2 separate regions of the Mus musculus genome follow, and region 1 is linked to region 2. Evidence: chromatin loops called from intact Hi-C (ENCODE). Cell type or tissue: left cerebral cortex. All regions are shown on one strand.

Region 1 (4,000 bases), 590 kb after region 2:
CAGACTGATCCCAGGAAGGCAGACTTTGTTTGGATGCTGATCAGTTTAATAGTTCATGTTTTTATGACATCAATATTAGTCTTACCGAGTCTGAGTAAACTGTTTATGAAATCATGAGTGGCTGCTTAGGAAATAAATTTTCAGTTTGGATAAACTTGTGCCTAAGGTTATCAAAGGTCAGCTGAGGCAAAGCAAGCCATGGTAGTGTTTGTCATTTGACTTTTATAGAGGGCTGCTGTGTTAGGTAATATACCTTCCCTTAGACCAGAGGGGAAAGAGGAAGCACAGGGCCACTTAATTGATCACTGACTATAGCAGATGATGGAAGCACTGTTTATACGTTTCTAATTACTCAGATACTGACCAATCAAAGACTGACTTTGCAACTTGCGTCAAGGGAAGATGCTAAATGTTAGATGAATACGCAGCTATAGGGAATATATAAAAGACCAGGTGAGGAAGACACAAACCAAACTCAGAAACTTCTCCTCACAGAACAACCAAATTGACTCCAGACACCATGGCCTGCTGCGCTACTAGTTTCTGTGGCTTTCCCACTTGCTCCACTGGCGGCACATGTGGTTCTAACTGCTGTCAGCCCAGCTGCTCCCAATCCAGCTGCTGCCAACCCAGCTGCTCCCAATCCACCTGCACCCAGTCCAGCTGCTGCCAGCCCACCTGCACCCAGTCCAGCTGCTGTCAGCCCACCTGCACCCAGTCCAGCTGTTGTCAGCCCACCTGCACCCAGTCCAGCTGTTGTCAGCCCACCTGCACCCAGTCCAGCTGCTGCCAGCCCAGCTGCTGTCAGACCAGCTGCTGTGGAACTGGCAGTGGCCAGGAGGGTGGCAGTGGAGGCCTGAGCTGCCGTGTTAGATGGTGCCGCCCTGACTGCCGTGTGGAGGGCACCTGCCTGCCCCCCTGCTGTGTGGTGAGCTGCACACCCCCAACCTGCTGCCAGCTGCACCATGCCCAGGCCTCCTGCTGCCGCCCATCCTACTGTGGACAGTCCTGCTGCCGCCCAGCCTGCTGCTGCCACTGTTGTGAGCCCAGCTGCTCTAAGCCCAGCTGCTCTGAGCCCAGCTGTTAAGAACCAGGTTCCTGAATAGTTAGAAATGCAACAGAAAGCCCTGAAGAATTGTGTGGACTGCTGAGGATGTGTTCTGTGTGGTGGATGCTAAGTATCTTCATGTTGTTAACCTGTTCCTGGAGGTGGAACTCTTCATCAGGATCCCCAAAGGCGTGCTGGAATTAGTCCACTGAACACGCGTCTCAATCAGCATGTTCCAGGGACCCTTCTTTGCTTAGATGATGCACAAAGGATGCAGCAGTACATCATTCCAGTGAGGTGTGGACTTTATTCCCTAGTCCTCGGTCCCCACACGTCTTCCATCAAGCTTTCCACTTGAAGAGACCCCGATGCTCTCAAATAAAGTGTTTTGTGCACAAGTGAATAGATTTCTGTGCATCTTCTAATTTTAAGCTGCCCATCTATAGATGATAGTAATCTTCAGGCATAGGCACATAATCTAAAGCAAAATGGTTGTATGAAAATTAACTTATGTTTGAATCGTCTGCTAATAAAATGTTCTGTGCATTAAATAATATTCATGGCTATTTAAATGTGTGAATGTTTATTAAAATGGACCCAGACCAATAGAGTTACCCTTCATGGACTTTTTATACCAACTCAAACCTTGTCCCATTTAATACAGTAGATGATTTTTCTTTATCCATGCACAACATAAAGAAACTAGATTATTATCTACTAACTCTTTTGCTAAATATCTGCCAATACCATTTCCAATAGAACTTGGGTTCAGTTCCTACAACTTGGCCTAACTCCATTCTGCTGATCTCCAGCTGTATAAACTTCAACTCCCAGTATTCACCTGCACTTACTGGGTGTATGAGGGATACATCTGTACTAGATAAGAGTAGAGCAAGCAGCTTTGAGGTATAACTGCTGAATTCCACCACCACATCATACAAATGCCTTAGAAATCTCAAACAGCAATATCACAATTTATAATTTGCAATCCAATTGAAAAAAAATGCCTTTCTTAAGAAGTTAACACAAACCTAGAACAAAAGGAGGTAGAGTCTATCATGTAATTTTAGTTCTTATATAAGCAGTTGACTAAATACACAAAATACATAAAGACTTAAGACTTTTTTTTTCAGGATATTTACAAGTCCCCACCACTTACCTCTCTCATTAAATTGGCAGCAACGATGGATTACAAATAGAATGGTACATTCCAGAAAAGAGAGAATTGAATGACTGTACTCCTAGATATTTTTCTCAAGCTTTTTCCAACCACTAAATTCAGACAAAAATAGCTCACTATTCCCTACTGTCTTCACGGCAAAGAAGTCTTTGTGGGCAGCGCTACAACTTGAAAGTGCTCTTACTCACTCTTGAGTGGTTCAGGCGTTCATGAATCATACCCTATACTCCGCCCCCCTTAGTTAATCACCCCTGAATCAGATTCAGTAAACATTTAATAAGAATATGCGAAAATCAGTCTGGATACTTTCTGAAGAGAAAAAGAAAAAAAAAAAATAAAAACAAGTCATTTAGTTCACAGTGAAAGAACTCTCTGGCCTGAAATACAAATAACGCTTACACATTTCCAATCTATTGAAATGGAAAGAGCTACGAAGACCATTTGATTATGGTGACAGTGTCGATGGGGTAGATGTTACATGTATGCTCAATTTGGCAAATACACCAATGCTTTAAATTCAATAGAATTTAGTCTATCTATGCAAGAGAGAAAAATAATGCTTGAAAGGCAGTCATATGGCCTTCTGCTTCAGAGGTTTGGCTAGACGGCCAAGTGGAATGACAACTATTCAGAGTAAGGGTGTTGTCTTAACCTACAGTAAGAAGACTCTTTGAACATGGAAACCACAAACGCTACTCCAAAGAGTATGCGGCCAATAGAACGAGTCACAGCGACCTTATAAAACAAAACCATCCCCATAATATGTCACAAGTATTTCAATGGAAGCCAATCAGAGGACCACTGAGGAACAAATTTAAACAAAAAACAAGAAAAATATGTTAAGAATTTTATAAACAGCAACTTGCTTGACTATATAAAAGGCCCCATGCTCAGGTTTGCTCCCAAACTCAGAAACTCATCCAACCTACTCAACATCCAACCAACTCCTGACAACATGGCCTGCTGTGCTACTAGCTTCTGTGGCTTTCCCACTTGCTCCACTGGTGGCACCTGTGGCTCCAGCTGCTGCCAGCCCAGCTGTTGTGAGACCAGCTGCTTCCAGCCAAGCTGCTGTGGGACAGGCTATGGCATTGGGGGTGGAATTGGCTGTGGCCAGGAGGGTGGCTTTGGAGGTGTGAGCTGCCGTGTTAGATGGTGCCGCCCTGACTGCCGCGTGGAGGGCACCTGCCTGCCCCCCTGCTGTGTGGTGAGCTGTATACCCCCAACCTGCTGCCAGCTGCACCACGCCCAGGCCTCCTGCTGCCGTCCATCCTACTGTGGACAGTCCTGCTGCCGCCCAGCCTGTTGCTGCTACTGCTGCTAATCCACCTATTAAGAGCTAATTTTTTGATTGCCCAGATCATGGTATTCTTGAATTGTGCATCTCCTTAACCAACTCTGGAGCAGTAACAAGTTCTCCAACCTTTGCTTCGTTGTCTTTTATGAGGCCTCAGAGTACAGGCGCATCACAGCCCTGTCCGAGTCTGTTCTATAACCAATACCTTGACCCTCTACAGTGGATCCAGAAATGCTGAGAACCCACAGGCTGACCACCAAATTGTTCTGGATGTATTGCATCTGAAACTCTTGCAGAATTGAAAATTGTCAAAATCTTGAAGAATATTTTCTTTAGAACAATCTGTAATCCTATTCTTCCTGCTTGGTGACCAACTTTTATCTTCTGTTTACTTAAAGCTTTTCTAACATCAAAGACACCAGCCCACAGCTGAGAGACATTCTTCAGATGTCATCAGAGAAAAATGGAAGTTCCT
Region 2 (4,000 bases):
TAAAACCTTCCTCCATATCACAGAGAAACCATTTCAGCTGTTTCTTTACTGTGGCCTCGTTTATAGACAGGCAAGAAAGATGCCAGCCATCTTGGAAGTACACTACTTTTACTTCCTAGTCATGGCTCCTCTCCCTGTCTGTCTGCCTATTAGAAATTCGTTCTAACTACTAGACCCTCAGCATAGGGCAGGGCCTAGGTCAGAGGTTGAGAGTAGTTTAACTCCACTGTGGGTGTCCTTTACAGTGCCTCAGCTGGCCAAGCACCTCTGAGTTTAAGGGGGCTCCTTCCAGAGCTGTGAAGTCCTAACCTTGATCTTGAACTTTCAAGTGACAGTAGTTCAGATAGGCAGGACCTGATTGGACTAATTTCTGTTGAGACAGGGGTTCTCTATGTAGCCCTGGCTGACCTGGAACTCACTCTACAAACCAGGCTGTCTTTGAACTCAGAAATCCTCCTGCCTCTGCCTCCTAAGTGCTGGGATTAAAGGAGTGTGCTGGCTGAAACTCACCAATCTTAAAACCAACATTGAAAAGCCCTAAATTCCCCCAAACTGTCTCCTTCCCTGAGACACTTATCTCTCTCAACAACACCTCAGTGTCACCCAATCCTGCCACTCCCCTCCCCCAAGTCTAGAGGAAAGTCGTCCTCTCTCTTATATCTAAATGCAAATGAAACAAAATCTTCCTCACCAGCCCCTGGGCTCTCATGACTTCATCCTTTTCTGTCCTAGGCTGCACTTAAGCTACTCTGGAATTCCCAGAGGAAAAGTTTGGCAAATTCAGGAGGACGATGGGAACAAAGAACAGAACCCATCAAATGCATGGGATGGAATCAAGCTGATAGAGCTAAGGGGAAAGGAAGAAGAGGATGGCGACAGCTCCCAGGGGTCTACGCTGTAATCCACATTGTGCCCTTCTAGGTGACTCATGCATTCAACAAATCCTTAGAGGACACACAGTTCCTGTTCCCAGGGGCATCCCGTGCCACCTGCAGGTGACACAGAAACCACTTCCAGTGAGCCATAGGCTGTGACGGGAACGATATGCAGGCTGCAGAGTGTGGAGCGTGGTCACTGATCTAGACTTGGGGCAAGGCTAGGGGAGAGGGTCAAGGATGGCAAGTAAGACAGGGAGGGTAGGTGAAAGAGCTGGTGGAAGTGGACGTGGCTCAGAGATAAGAAGGTGAACGGTTATTAAGAGCCACATTGGAGTTATGGCCTTGAGGGGCTCCCTGCCTTCCTCCTGTGGGTGCTAAGGTCAGATTCAGGTCTGAGTCCTGAGTCCTTGCTGCCCATGGGGACCCTAAACCAGAATTAACCCCTGTTCCAGAATGGCCTCCTCCCCGATCCCATGAGGTGCTCCAAAGAGAATTTCAGCAACTTGTTCCTAGTCTATCCAAGATGGCTACAGTTTTGTTACCTATGGGTCTCCCTGAACTCTACTCCCAGTAGAAGTGAGACATGAGATGACTGAGGTATTCTGGGAAGTTTTTCAATATACTGTGACTGGAGCAGGACATTTACTCCTAAGCAGGAGGTTCGCTGATCTGGAGGCAACCTGGGGCAGGCCAGAAGCTGGTATGAATAGTGCCTTCAATAACTGCCTCACAACTATGGCTGCAGCGCCCCCTTGTGGACATATTACACACTGGTGAAATGTCAAATTAGTTTTACAGCTGGAAGGTAAGTGCTCTTTCTCGGAAGACAGTACCTCCTCCATAGTCCCGTTGGCCAGAAAAAAGGAGACATAAGCCCAGGGTTGCACAGGTGAAACTTTGGACTTTTGGTCCTCCTGGGTTCTAACTCTTGTAATACTATCCATTTAATCCTCTTTGCTACTGTAGGAAGGCCAGGGAGCAGTCTGGAGTATAGGTTCTGCAGTGTCCAAGATTTTTCTGGTTTGAATAAGGCTAGGTCAGCCGGACAGAAAAGGAGTTGGGGGTGGACGAAACCTGCCCGGCTTCAGAGTGTCAAGCGTCCTTTGGCCTCCAGGGGGTGCTGTTGAGCTGAGCTGGTCCTACTCTGGCTGGGAAGAAAAGGACGCTTTGCAGCCTGAGGACAAAGGGCGTGTGTTTTATCAGCTGGCTGCCCTTGTGCAAGGCCCTCATTCTCTCTTCAAATGCATCTTGGACTGCACAAGAACAAAGATCCAGTCCTGCTTCCCTTACCTAGTTTTGGAGGTCTAGAAGGAAGTGCAGTTTGGCCTAGGGGCTTGCAGGGTGGGCCTATGAGGTAAGCCCGTGGAGAAGCCAGCAGTGTCTGAGGCTGCTGGACATGACTACCACACACATATCCCAAGACCAGGCCACCCGTAGATGATGCAACCTATGCTGCAGGGCTTTGGACTCTAAATGCTGTCTTTCCTCTTATGGTTCTCCTGAGTTTGCTTAGAGAGTACGTGAAGGTGGTGGAAGGAAGGGACACGAACAAACACATGAGCCTCTGTTTCCTTATCTGTGAAATGGGTGGTAACCATTTCTCCTGGAAGGTTGCTGTAATGCACATATGTATATAACATATGTATGTAATTTACATAGTGACTGTAAAGAAACAGGGAGTAGGAGTCAGGGTAGCTAGTTTTTTACATGTGAGCTCATGGCTGGAGATTGGGCTGAGACAGACAGACCCCACTGTTAACTCCCTGAGGCAGGTGGAGAGGTTGCCCGTGGCAGTGGTGTCCTGGACCGGAGTGCTGAGAGTGGAGCCGGGCCTTCCTAAAGCACTCGGATGGGCAGGAATTAGTGTTGTGTGGAGATGGAGTTAAGAGGGGCTGAGGCCTGGCAGGGTGAGGGAAAGGGCAATTAGGAGGGGTGTGGAATGAGTCACTCACCCCAACCCCCTGCTCAGCTTGGTGGGATGCGGAAGGAGTGAAGAGGCCCTGCTGCCTGGCAGTACCGGGTGCAGACAAGCCAGGTAGGGAGGCAACCCTGGGAAAGGACATGGCGCCCTGCCAGCCACACCCACTGGCCAAGGCCTTGCCCTACCCTGTTTAACCCATAGGGCGGGGGCTGGACGAAGGAGAAATGCGGCCCGGAAATCTCAACATGTGGTGCGGGGGACCTGAGATGAGGGCTGGCTGCTTTACTCTGAACCTTGCTTCTCAAGGCTTCCTTCTTTTGTTTGGTACAGGCTGGATATGGAAGAGGATACTTAAAGTTGCCTCCCCTCACTTCCCCCATCTAAGATACAGGCTGCCTGTATATCAGGTTTCATGGAGATTTTCAGACACTTGGTCCCATTGGGGCTAGATGGATGCTTAGGGGTAGCTGAGAGGGCTGTGGGCAAAGCACACCCTGTCCAGAGATGTAGAGAGTGGTAGAGTCAGCAGAGAGCAGCACCCAAGGGGAGCTCGGATAGGGGTTTAGAGGAGTGAGTTTGGGGCCTGGGCAGGGGATTGTGTGGGAGAAGAGGCTGCCGGTAACAGGTTACCACAAACCAAGACAAATTCACCATCGCCTTGATTTTGAGGTGGATTTCTCTAGTATCCTGAATTGCCATCAAATTCAGGATTCTCCCCCGCCCCCCGCCTCAGATCAGCCTTCCGAGTGCTGGGATTGCAGGTATGCTATCATACCTATTTCAAACTTGTTGCCTCACAGTCTGAAATGAATTGTATGACTAAAATGAGAGCGTAGGTATGAAATGCCTTCCTCTGGAGGCTGTGGCATGGAGGTTAATCTTAACTGTCAACTTGACTGGATTTAGAACCAGGAAGCAAGGCTTCTGGTGTGTCTGGAAGCTTGTTTCCAGAGAGGTGAGAAGTGACAAGACCCATTCTTAACATAGGAGTCTGGTAGGGTAGGGTCCAGGACACAAAAAGACATCTAGTACCAGGCCCCCAGACCTTAGCATAATTAACTCCATGATGAAAGTACCACTCAGGCCATAAAACTTAGCACAGAGACAACATCACCAGCCAAAATGAAGACAAAGACCTAATTCATTAATGTCTATAGTTCTGGGAAAGTCTCTAGATGTACTAACCTTGCCTTTTGGCGTT

Evidence for each region. Peaks named below come from ENCODE experiments on the same cell type or tissue, not always from the same donor. Only the 100,000 strongest peaks of a DNase experiment are listed, where the experiment ranks them.
Region 1: a loop joins it to region 2, with 5 times the contacts of the local background. A loop is called at or near these places in 2 of 42 quality-filtered maps.

Annotation. Positions count from the first base shown.
Region 1 is chr11:99,580,149-99,584,148 of GRCm38, reverse strand. Krtap1-5 (keratin associated protein 1-5) reads left to right here and starts at 3,133. Exons shown (of 1, transcript NM_027157.3): 1 at 3,133-4,000. The coding sequence starts at 3,184. The coding sequence ends at 3,552. Krtap1-4 (keratin associated protein 1-4) reads left to right here and starts at 472. Exons shown (of 1, transcript NM_001039502.2): 1 at 472-1,600. The coding sequence starts at 521. The coding sequence ends at 1,087. It overlaps Gm32730 (a long non-coding RNA gene), which reads right to left and starts at 2,376. Exons shown (of 5, transcript XR_880207.2): 1 at 2,208-2,376. In left cerebral cortex, no CTCF peak of the experiment used is centred here; a DNase peak (open chromatin) is centred at 2,387.
Region 2 is chr11:100,167,204-100,171,203 of GRCm38, reverse strand. The region is part of intron 1 of Gm39022 (a long non-coding RNA gene); the gene reads right to left. Among named protein-coding and RNA genes, the nearest start is that of Gm39022, 2.3 kb to the right of the region's middle. In left cerebral cortex, CTCF peaks have their summits at 1,669 (motif pointing left) and 1,944 (motif pointing right); DNase peaks (open chromatin) are centred at 1,628 and 1,999.